Linked DNA regions of Mus musculus: region 1 is linked to region 2. Evidence: chromatin loops called from intact Hi-C (ENCODE). Cell type or tissue: heart. All regions are shown on one strand. Each heading gives the region's core, and the rest is flanking DNA. Links, peaks and the distances in the headings are about the cores only.

Region 1 (6,356 bases), core at 557-5,556, 170 kb before region 2:
AAGTGGAAGGGTCAAGAACAACATATAAGTACAGAGACAATAAATCAAGACAAATTGTAAATTAACTGTTATGCTTTTGACATAAGAAGACTCATTGTTACACTGACATTGATAACCCCGTGGCATCTTCATCTTAGTTTTAGAGGGTCTCTGTAGTGCCTCAGCATTCCTGTTGTGATAGCACAGTCAGCTGCCTAAGCCTCTGGCTGTTGAAGAGCTGGAGCTTGTGGAGTGGACAGCAGAGTCAGTGGGGTTCTTGAGAAGTCGGACTGCATGGCGAAGCATTCATACGCTCTACAAGGAACCATTCACTTCTGTTCAATCTTGTTAACGTAACAAGATTGGTTTACAAAAGAACAACAATCAAACACACAACGTTAAATGGCATGTCTCCCTCAGATCTTTCCCCTCAGAGCTCAAGGAACTCCATAGAAAGTGTTAGAGCCAGAGGGGATGGAGGACCCCAGGGGAACACTTCCCTCTTTTGAGAGTCAGTACATCCAGGAAAAGGGAAGGAAAGAAATTGCACAGAAGTGAAAAGTTACTGCTTTTGGGTCTGCTTCTGTAGAGTTCCTTCCAGTTCAGTGTTTTACTTTGTATTCTTGACTTTCATTTCAATAAATCTTCTTGAATTTATTCAAGTTAAGCAAGATATTTTATTTTTTATCTTTTCACCCATTCCTTTAAAGCAGTTTGCATTCTTGTTGTCTGCTGAGATCAGGGAGTAGTAAGTTTTCACATGTATGTGCATTTGGGCAAATTAAGGCTGACCAAAGTAGCATGATAAAGTGGAAGAAATAGGAGGAACTTGAAACTGGCATAAATAAAACATAATTTTAAAGAGGAGATATATTGAAGGATCTGTTGGGGAACAAGGAAGAATGCCAAAGGTCCCACCTTGGTTAGTTAGTACCTCCTTGATTGTTAGGCCTAGATATAGAGGTAAGTTAGCCAACCATGGTTAGAAATGTTAACCGAGTTTAGTGAAAGTTTGTGACACTGTCTTCAAATTTCACAACAATTTAGTGCATAATGCTGTGGAACAAAGCTTTCAGATTACCCAGGAGCTATCAGGGAACTAAAGAAACATGAACTAATTAATGTGGTTCTGACATTTAAAAGGTTACTGTTTTATTGAGAAGTTAAAAAGCTGAAAATGCTGAACCTGACTTGTGTTGAGGTAATATTTAGAAAATGTGGCAAGTGATTAATCCTTAAGAAATAATTGTTTAGGAATTAATTTAACAGATCTATCACTTTATGAAATTTAGATAAGGAATGTGGGTAGTGTAAAATTTCTGTAACATTTATAGTATCGATCACAAGAAAGTCTTACTTAGTGTCATCAAATAAAAAGACTGTTCATTTCAGTGTCAAAGCTGTTTAGAAAGCACAGTTCATGGTTACCAAAGTTGAATTGTTGTTTCAGAACCTTTAAAATGTCTGTGTCATAACACTTTACCTCTCATTGCATAAATGCTCAATTTTAGATGTATTCAGTTATTTATGTTTTTATATTTTCCAGATCTGTTAATAATGTGTCAACCAGTGATTATTGGTATTGTACCTAAGGTAAAAGATATCTTCAGTCATGTTAAATCTTTTAAAAAACATCCAAAAAGTTTTTTTTTTCAGACCTATACACAGTACCAAGTCATCTCAACTGTGATAGGCTAAGCAGACACCTGTCTTCACTGGAGTTAGTGAAGGGTTGGTTGGGTGAATTGTAGATTGACTAATCAAAGTCAGTTTATTACGTAATACTAGAGCTGAAGTTTCTGGGGCCACATAACCTCTGGAGATTCCATAAAACAGCTTTGTTACTGCTTGAGCTGTTTCCTTGTCCTTGTCTCTACTCTATAGAGAGTAGTGTGTTCAAAGTCAGGATTTTCAAGGAATAGCAAGATTTGGAAAATAAGGACAGTAGGCTTGCTCTGCTTCTGAAATACTATGCGTGTATAGGAGAGTTTGGGGAAGGTAATAAGAGGACTAAGAAGTTTGCAGACTATAAATTTGGGCTAAATGGATAGGGAAATTAAGTGTCACGCGCTAAATGAGCTACTTTCTTTAAAAAAGGCATCACCTGTAGTTTACTAAAGTATGTATGGATACTATATTTGATTCAGGCTATGTAAGGAGAAGGCAGAGGAGTCTTTTTTTGTTTCTTGTTTTTTTTTTGTTTTTCGAGACAGGGTTTCTCTGTATAGCCCTGGCTGTCCTGGAACTCACTTTGTAGACCAGGCTGGCCTCGAACTCAGAGATCCACTTGCCTCTGCCTCCTGAGTGCTGGGATTAAAGGCGTGCGCCACCACGCCTGGCTAAGGCAGAGGAGTCTTAAAGGAGCTAGAAAGAACAGGAACAATTACTGTGCACTTTCAAAGCCAAGAGAGAAAGAAAACATCTCAATTTGAGAAGAGTGTAAAGAGAACACTAATGATAAGTTTATTGGTAACTTCTAACCAATCATTGTCAATTAAATTGTAGTGATAAAAAGAAAATTGTCAGTGATTCAAGAAAGAAGGAGTATTAAAGAAATGGTAAAAGCATAGATTCATCTTTGCACTGATTTTGGTAAGAGGAAAGAAAGTAGATTGCAGTAGTTCAGAGAGATTTTTTGAGGTGGAAACATGTTGAACATGTTCATAGATTATGGAGCAGGCATCCAGATACAGAGGGAAATTTTGAATATTCAAGAAAAAAAGATACAAGTAAATTTAGAGAAAGAAAAAAAAAAAAACTGGATACCTGAAAGGGCGCTAGCTCTTGAAATGGCCTTTGATCTAGGCAAAGATGTATTCTGAATAGGCTTTCAAACAGTGAGCTGAGACCTTGAACCTTGACGTTACCTACATTTATTTATAAACATTGCCCTTGTTTCCTAATAGTTAAGGAGGATGAAGTATGGGGGAGAAGATAATAATTGTATTGTGTCAACTAGAAATGATAAACAATTTACCAGAGTTGCATGAATTACAGTAGACTCATTTGGCTTAGGTTTCATGACTTAATAGAGTTACCTTCAGAAGAAATATACAGAAAATAGTTTATGAAATAGGGCAGAGAATGATAAAATGTGTACAGTGAAAGAAAAGGTAAATTATAAAATATGGGTTGATCCTAGATTCTGTACAGAACTAGATAAATGGAAAAAAACATAAAGCTTGAAAAAATAAAGAGAAAACAGAATACTAGAGGTGTTGAGAAAATGAAGCAGAAGTTTAGAATTCATGAAGAAATAGGAATGCTTAAAATATCAAAGTAGAATACATAATGAACAACATTGCTCTATCTGCAAGTAATGTACTACCAGTTGCCAATTTACCACTAGATGTCACTCTGACTCATATGGTTAAGTGCAGCCTGGACTTAAGAGGCAGGGTGTTGAAAATCAGACAAGTACAGTGTGCGCAGATACCCCTGGTGGCCTGTAAGGACTGTTCTACTCAGTTTCTCATGCGGGCGTTTTAGTCAAACAGCTGCTTTGGAGAGGATAGTGTCTTTATAACAAAGCAAACCATTAAATCTGGATATTTTGTATGATTAAATGCTGTCTTTATGTTGATTTTTTTTTTGTTTTACTGTGTTAATCACATTAATTTTTTTGACCTGTGTACTTTAAAAAGTTTAAAATTATGCATGAAAATCTATAAAGATATTTTCTCTCAATATTTAATTATTTGTTTGCTAAATTTTTTATGGTTTTACATGGAGTAATAGCTGTTTATTGGTACTAACAAAAGTGTTTATTTGTAAGTGGTCATGATTAAGCATGTTGACACTAAGCCTGCAAATGTAAAACTTGAATTCTCTCAATTTTCTAGTAGAACAAACACTAATAAAACTAAAGGAGTGATGTTTAGAAAGTATGTCAGATTTGTCACCTACCCACAACTTTTTTCAGCTGCTTCTTTCAAAGTCTCGAACTATTTGGAAAGCTTTGCAATATGATTATTTTCAAATATAAAAATACACAAAAGCAAGTATTAATATATCTCCAGAATAACAGTATTCAGGTACACTATGTAGATTATAAAATACATTTATGTTGTTCTTTTCTGCTTATTAATATTTTCCCTTTGATAGAGAGTAGTTATAAAATTATTTTACACTACTAGAATTGCTGAATTGCAGAGTATATGGTAGAAAATAAACTGTCACAGGTTTTTGCCTGTGATTTACCTAATGATATATTTCATTGTTTCCTTACAGTCCTCTTTTTATTGGTAAGATATCACAGTTACGTAAGAAATTGTGATCTGTTACTATATTAAATAATTTTTAGGTGTGTTAGCAAAACAACATTCCTTGTTGTAAGTAAGGCATCTTATACTATCTCTCTTAAGTTTTAGTAGGTTTAGTTTATCAGGAAAGCCCTTTGCACAAGTACAGACTCTGTGGCAGAGATTGGTAAGACACAAGGAAAGAAAAACATACCTTCTTTAGAGTAACTGAGCTGAAAATAGACTGAAGATACCTTTGATATTCAACATAAAATTGCTTATTATACTCGCTGATTAGGAACTTAATTGTAAATTGTGTGTTAGGACAAAATTCTAGGTACTAGTTTAGTATTGTGCTCTATGGAGATATCCTCCTTTAAGCTCTTCATTTTCTCTGGGTTGGTGGAGATGATTTTGCCTTTGGGACTGACTGTGAGCTTGCTGCACTGGTTGAGCTATGAGAGTGTAATGGTAAAGCAACAGGACAAAAGCCAGTTGAACTTTCCCACCAGCGCTCTGAATTCTGCTTCTGTAAAATTGTGTTGAAGCAGTCATTATGAAATCTATGATTCTGATTTTAAAAGAGCATTTTCTATATCAATACTCAGTATTGGTAAATAAGATGTGAAAGTGCTTTTTAAATTAACTCTTGAAATTATTCTAATATCTTTTTAGCCTTAAATTCATCTTGCCATGTAACTTTCAAAATGACGTTTTTGTTATTGTTTTTTTTTTTAACAAGGAAAAAGTATTCGTTTTATTTCTTTAGAATTTTACAGTTAAACTATTATATCTTCCTTTTTACAGTATTTGTCCTTGTTGTGCCAGGAGCAGTGAGTTAGATAGTACTAGCTGTCTATGTCCTCTGTCTCTCATCTCTAAGGGCTTTCACCTTTATTAGGAACAAATCTAGATTTCTTTTTGTTGTTTGTTTGTTTGTTTGCTTGCTTGCTTGCTTGCTTGCTTGAAATGGCTTCCTGGGAATGTAAAAACCCCTTTGACATTATTATTTAGGGCCTCCTATCCTCCCAGTGCACTTATAGTCTTAACACAAAAACTTTGCAGCTGGTGAACTCCCGAAGCCCCTTTTGATGATTGTTGTTTAACTCAGCATGGCAGCTTGCTATAGTTCCTGTCCTATACTGGCTCACTTCACCTCATGTTCAGACTCCTCATGACAAAGAAGTCTCCAGAGGTAAAACACAGGGCGAGATTTCAGATGCTGCTTTGTCACTGTTCTCTGGCTCATTTTCACTTTAACATTAAGCATATTCACAAAGTTTACTGACACAGTCAAGGGAAAGAGCACCCTCTCCACTGTTCTGATAAACTTCTCATATTTTTACAAAACCAAATCAAACTGTTGACAGTCCAAAAAAAAAAAATCAAATATGCAGAAATGGTATGGTACCTCATCTTCATGGAGAGTATGCTAGTAGTTTACTATAAACCCAAGCCAGAGGTTCAACCCACACTTCTGCCTCTGACCTACTACTTCAAATTTTGGAATTTTTCGTCTCTTATACTTCGTTCTCTATGAATAAAAGTGAGAATATGTCTAATACAGATAATAGAAATTATTGACCTAGTAACTTAACAAACTGGTTGACAAGTTTTCTTTGAATTTATTTATTTTAACTTTAGTTCTTTTTAAAAATCAAATATAGGTTTGCTTTAGTCTTACTTACATGAAAACTATTTCTCAAGATAAACATGTTTATTGAAATCTAAATATGGAATCCATTTTCATTTATCAGCTAAGTAGGATATGATATAATTGGTGCTGCATGCTTGCTTAATATAATAGCTACATCTTGATTTAATTGAATTTAAAATTAAAAACACAATATAGTACATTTTTTGTATGGTAAAACTTGCATTTTTAGAGCCAAAGGTTAAACGGACAGAAGACTCTCTAAAAAAGAATAATTCTCATTCTAGAGTTTTGAGGTACTAATATTCCCCATTACCAGCTAGTTTTGTGACCCTGGAAGAATACTTATCTGTTGTTTGCTTTCTAAAATGAGAAGGTCACTAAAATCTCTTTAAGTTTTGGTAAGCAGTATTGTGTTTAAATTAATATTTTAAGGGTCATATTTTATTTTCTGTTTTCTCATTGGAAATTTTTTTTCACAC
Region 2 (6,356 bases), core at 634-5,633:
AGCTTCTGACAACTGTCTCTCCATTCAGCCCTCCCCTGTTACCATGGCCACTGGTGTGGCCTTCTGGCCCTGACTGCCCTGGGAACAGAAGAGAGATGCCCTTGCATTCTGGGGTACAGCCTGGTGTAGCTGGCCTTCGTACTTTCCACTTTTCCCTTCTACCACAGCCTTTTCCTCCAAACCTTGGGTTTTGTGCTCAATTTATTTCTGAAGTTTATTTTAAACTTGGCTTTTTATGAAGTGAGATGTATGGGGTGACCCAAAGTGTTTCCCAGTTGACCATGCTTTAGGGTCCCCAGCCCTTCTTCCTGCTGGATTAGATTCTTGCTTTGTAGTCCAGGCTGCCATTTCCTTTGTTTCTTTTCCTTTCCACTGAGGTTGGACTCCTCACTGTGTGGCTCAGGCTGGTCTCACCTCAGCCTCCTAATGACTGCCCTTTAGTGTCTGTCCTACAACTGCTCAAGTCAGCATTCTTTCTGGCTCTCTGTGTGTACCTTACCTCATGTGGTGAGGGCCCCAAACACTCTGTTCCTATACCCCTGGCAGTAGGCATCTACTTTTAAGAGTAAGGGCTTTCTCGGTGGTCCTTCCAAGCTTGTTCTGAGGTGACAGAGGTACATTCAGGCCCTCAGATCCTTTCCATGGCTTGCCTTCCCTTCTGGTTCTATGCACCCAGCTGCTCCACTTTCCCATACATGTCTCCTTCGTTGGGCTACATCATTCCATCTGCCTGAGAGAATATGACATGATTTCTCTCCAGTGGCCCCATGATCCTGTTATGATATTGACAGTGACTACAAAATTCAGTGGCACTTGGCCTGGGCTCCAAATGGGAACTAACCTATACTTAAGATGCAGAGCATGTGACCTCCAGGTACAGATCCTACCATGATTTTCAAGGCCTGCTGTGGTATATCCATGAAGAACTGAGCAGCTGGCATAACAACATTCTAAAGGGCAAGATAGGAGGCAATCCAGAATGACCAACCCAGATGGGGAGAATAGAGTATCCTGTCTGTGTGCTCCAGACCGTAGTGGGTTATGAAGGACATCTAGCTTAGCAAGTGGTAATAGCTACTAAGCTCAGCAGTGCCCACCAGACCCTAGAGCAGTCTCCCCAACATAGGCCAGAGTTTCTGGTAGGAATACCAAGATTCTGGCCACTTTCAGCTATGAAGCAAGGCAGAAATCACAAGTCACCATAAACAAGTGACTCCTTGCTGACCACCTGTCTGAGATTTTGAAGACAGCTGTGGTCCCTTCCATGGATGGCCTGGCTCTGCTGCCTCTTCAGAAGCCAGAGCCAGGGGAAAGTGGACAGGGCAGAGAGGCTGTCCTCAGACAAAGCAGGACTTCAAGGGATGGGAGGCAGCTCTGGATGGGCCAGAGACACGGATGCTCTTGCAGGAGCACCTGCAAAGTGTCTTCTACGCATGCATCTCATCACCAGAGCCCCTCCAGCGGCATGTGTCATTATTTTGGCTCCCAACCACTTTCTCTGCAAAGGGGCAGGTATTTGTTTTATGTGAATCATATTTCCATGGGAAATAAATTTTAAGAATTCCCAAAGGACAGACAGTGTCACTACCAGCAGAGTGGAGCCTCTGGCTGCCTTGTGTTTGAAAGTGTTACAAATGAAGACAACATTGACATTTGGGGTTGTAATGTGACGGAATTGCAGTCTTTTAAAGGCAAGAACCACTTATCTCCACTGCATGTAATATTCAGTGTTTTGTTCACTTGTCTAATTGGATTAAAATATTTAGCTCCCTTTAAAAACTTGATTGTGAATTTATATTGCAAAATATAATGTCTAACTCAGAAAGCAGAAAGAGGAGCAATGCATCTGAAGCAATGTAAAATTCAACATTTTTTACCCACCATGCCTACTCTGGAAGTACACAGCCTTGGACAAAGGGAGCTCTTAGAACAGGCCTCTTAGGTGAAGTCTAGTGTGCTCCTCAGTATTAGTGGCAAACAAGGCGCCTAGATGAACTGCTAAGCTGTGTGCTGTTTCAGCTGCTTGGGGAGGTCCCCATGACTTCCCCGTGATTATGTTAGAAATGCAGCCCAGGGTCTTATGTCATTCTCTAAAAACACCCAGCAGCAGGGAGTTAATGACATCGTAGCTGCATATGTTCAAGTTGATTTAAAAAAATATGCAAGTCACTTTGGTTGACAGTGTCTTGTACACAGTTTTGAAAGAATCAGGGCAAACTTTAACAGAGTCAGTTTTTATTTGAAAAATATTTTCTGGGAATGTATCAGTGTTTATTTTTGAGACTGACAATTCGGGTGAAAATCAGGATAAAAACAAAAAAACAACAATTTGGTTGAAATCAAATTGTTTGTTTTCATCTATTTAGAATTCTTTCCAAAAAATCCTGGTTCAGGAGGAGGCTTTGTAAATTATTTTATTTAGTCTATTTTCTGTTCCATTCATAAGACACCATCTGTCTTGCAGGTAGTTAACTGTGTGTGGGCCCTGAAGTCAGCTAGGCAAAGCCCCTGGGCTCTAGAAAGGACAAGATAAGAGTGACCATCTCTAGATCCCCACTTTGTCTCTCCACTCCCCACCAGCCAGTGGGTCTGGGCTACCCTCACTTGAGCTGCCCATCTCCAGACTCAATCCTGTGTGTGCTTCTACTCACAAGCAGGCCTCTCCACCCCTCCCTAGGATTTGCCTCTCATGCTTATTTTCAACTCTATTCAATGAGTCCTTGGATGTAATGAGATAATGTCGATGATCTTGAATATAATCACATATGGCTGCTCGATCCTTGCACAACTTTAAATCAAATTAGAAAGTACATTCTCTGCCAAGAATGCTTAAAAGTCATAGGGCCAACTGATTAACCACTGACACGGCAGCTTCCGACTCTGTTTTCTAAACTGTGAGTGATTCATAAGAAGGGACTCAAAGGGAATCCCTCCCCAGACTGAATGCTGAGGACTGAACAGGCAGGCTGCTCAGGGTGACAGCTATTGCAGGATGCCAGGCAGCTGAAACCAGAGTCATTACCCAGTAAGTAACTCAAGCCCATCTTGATGGAAGAAACAGCCCTCCCACTGGACAGAGCGTTTCTGTTCTCTTCCCTCTCCTAGACCCATCCTCCCCAGGAACAGAATCCACAATTTCCTCGCCAGCTGGCCCCACCCTTCCTGGCCAGATGTTACTCTTTGGGTTTAGGCTTCTGACCCCAACTCTGCTCCAAGCTTTGCCCAGTCAAGCCTTGCCCCTGGGCCCCATGGTCCTTACCCACAAGCCACCTCCACACTACCACTATGGCATCTCTGGCAAGTCAGGCAAGGAGAGAGAACAGGGATCTAGTCCAGCTCTCATATCAGAGTCAGGCTGAGAGGGCTACCGCCAGGGTAAGACCAAGACAGCACGGTCATGTCCACATCCTTCCAGTGTAAGTGAAGAAGTTAGGAAAGCCACCATTTTTAGTCAATCCTGAGGAAGGAGCATACTATAAACCAGCTGGAGGATTACCCTGCACCCTGCATAGTCACTTTCCTACCACATGGCAGCTGTGTAAGCTCTCCAGCCCAAAGTGGCATTGGTACATAGTCACTTACAACCAGGACAGGTTCCCTTCATGGGCAAGAGACTGTGTGTGACTCAAATCTAAACAGAAGCCATTTAGAATAATCAAGGCTTAGAAACAAGGCATTTCCTGTTGGAGGCCACCATTCTTTCTCTGAGCAGGCCAGGGCTTAGGAAATAGAGCCAATCTGAAGGACGTGACTAAGCTCCCAAGCAGCTGTCTGGGTCAGAAAATACCCACTCTCTTTTGCGTTCTGAGCAGACAGAGATTTTCAGAGTTTGACATGCAAAATTAAGCTATTATGCTTAATTCATCCAGGCAGAGAAAATGGAGGCCTTCAGCCACACCACTGCCACACTGGACACAAAGGCATCTATAAGCCTCAGATGCCCAGAAGTCCAGGTGGAGACAGGTCAGAGCACAGCCTTTCCCTCCATAGCGCTGAGGAGCCTCTTCCCCAACCAGATACATACAGTCAGTCAAACTTTGACTTGCTTACTTCAAGGATTCCACATTTAAAAATCAGTTTACAATTCAGGTTTATTTTGGGCAAAAAAATGATTCACATTAGTCCCAGGCCACCAAGTGCCAGCACATGGAGACCAGTGTAACACTTGTGCCAGAGTGGACTGGGTTAGAGACTGTGCAAAGAGCTTGCAAAACCTCCAACTGCTCCCAGCATTTGCAACAGGGAGCCATTACCTCTGCCAAATTTCTTTCGCCGTGGTCATCTTAAAATAACACGCAGGGTAGAATTTCAATATAAAAAAGCCCCATCAGAGATGCTCCAGACAGCAAGGGGTAGACAAGTCATTTGTGTTGCCACTGGCAAAGGAAGACCTTTTTCCTGCAATATTCTTTTAAGTGCAGTGAATTTGGAAATTCTCAAGCTTTTAAAACTCAGGAAAAGGCTTCTAAAAATACGTGTTCCATGTTAAGATCTGTGTGTGCCATAAAAAAAGGGTGGTGATTAGTCCAAAGGCAAAGCTCACCATGCCATAGATCCCAGTCCATCATATGTCACAATAGCCTAGTTACCAAAGGTGGCTCTGGTGACTTTGGACTTTGATGAACCAAATCTCCCTTGGACCTGCCCACAGACCTGGGTTATGACCAAAATCCAGTTCCTCCTCTAGGAGATGGACTCTGCACTGAGCCCTGAGCACAGTAGAGATGGTGGTGTCACTGCTGGCTCCATGGGAACTTCTCAGGAAGGGGAGAGAGTGACCTCAAGTATGGGGCACTTCAGGCTACCAAGTTCCTAAGATCCCACTGAGCAAACCACTACCCTAACATGCCCAGTTCTCTTAATTCTCATGCAGCAGATGAGGACAGAAGCTCAGGAGAGCCATGGATGCCTTGGCCAAGGTTTTCAAACGGAGTTGTTTCTGGCTACAATTCCAAACTAAGAGGTTCTTTCTGTCTTTACAAATTACCCCAATAGCGTATAAATGGAGGTGCCTGGGTTCTGCTTCCAGACATGCCTGGAGTGTCGGGAGCCACCACAACTGGGTGTTTTACACACATTCCAGATAGTGGTCAGTGTATTGTCAGACCCTGCTGACCTGTGCCCTCTAGCCCTCCAGTGCATACTTCTACCATTGTGTGAGCCCTCTGCCCAGTGTCCAGTTTGGATCTTTCACAACTGTGAACTTGAAGCAATTTACAGGACTGAATAGGCAGAGTTCAAGGCAGGTCAAGATTGTCAGCTCAAGGTCCTTTCGAATGGAGAATAAGAAATGGTCTTTTTTCCTTTCACTTCCAGAGGCTTCCCCACTAACCACTGCAAGCACCCGTATACATCCTTATCTTCACAGATTGCTTAATGGGGCAAAACCCCCAGAGCCTCTCTGATGTGAGGAGAAGTTGCTGAGAAGAACAGTAGTTTGTGCCACCCGTCCAACTTACCTGGGCTCTTTTCCGCCATTATCTAACCTGAATGGGGACAGCTTGGGCTCTGGAGTCAGACTTAGGTTCCATTTGCTGTGCCCCTATTTGCTAGCTGAATATGCTTGTTTGAGCCTCAGTTTCCCTATCTGCAAAATGGAGACAATAATATCAGCCTTGCTGGCTTGCTTAACTGGACAGAGTGAGCACATATTTTAGATAGATACTTATTTGGGCTAAGTCATCTGATTACTCTCATGAGACCTTCCCATCTTCGAGCACCCCTTTCTTCTACTGTTAAAGTCCTTCAGTCCTCAGTAGTAGTTCACAGCTGCCTCCTCCACATGTTGGGCCTGAGCACTGCTCTTCCTCTTTCCCGCTAGTCTTCCCCACCAGTGTTCCTGCATGGTGTGGCTGCCTCTGGTATGCCTGGGTTGATCCATGTGCCTGAGTCTGATGCTTGGCATAACTCTCCCAGCTTATGACCTGACCTATGTGATTCTTAGGGATTTGGGCCTGTGACACTGCAGCCTAGAAAGGGGGAAGGAGAGAATCTGTGTTGCCATGCAGCCCTGGGCCCCCTTGAGCTATAGTGGGCTTTTCGTGCTCCCACACGGCCCACGGCTGCCCTCAGCCTGGCCCACAGAGGTCCCTGTGTGTGTTCCCACCCTACCTGCGCTCGCAGCCGGGCCACTTCCTCAGACAGGTTCCCACCCTACCTGCGCTCGCAGCCGGGCCACTTCCTCAGACAGGTTCTGTCGCTCCAGGAGAAGCTGATTCTGCTTGTTAAGCAACTGCACCAGCTGCTGCGCTGTAGCCTGGCCGTGCTTATCCAGCTGCCTGAGTCTGCAGAAAAGGAATCTGAGATGAGTTCTGAGAGCTGGTTGCTTCGGAGAGCAGAGAGGACAGTGACAGGTG

The links. Peaks named below come from ENCODE experiments on the same cell type or tissue, not always from the same donor. Only the 100,000 strongest peaks of a DNase experiment are listed, where the experiment ranks them.
Region 1: it touches region 2 in a loop (2.0-fold over the local background); 3 of 42 quality-filtered maps call a loop at or near these places.

The regions. Positions count from the first base shown.
Region 1 is chr1:177,185,954-177,192,309 of GRCm38, reverse strand. All of the region lies in intron 1 of Akt3 (thymoma viral proto-oncogene 3), which reads left to right. Among named protein-coding and RNA genes, the nearest start is that of Akt3, 60 kb to the left of the region's middle. In heart, for the core only: a CTCF peak has its summit at 3,325 (motif pointing right); no DNase peak of the experiment used is centred there.
Region 2 is chr1:177,011,817-177,018,172 of GRCm38, reverse strand. It overlaps Sdccag8 (serologically defined colon cancer antigen 8), which reads right to left. Exons shown (of 18, transcript NM_029756.3): 17 at 6,158-6,284. Among named protein-coding and RNA genes, the nearest start is that of Gm15423, 74 kb to the right of the region's middle. In heart, for the core only: no CTCF peak of the experiment used is centred there; DNase peaks (open chromatin) are centred at 3,132 and 3,722; H3K27ac peaks cover 1,078 bases.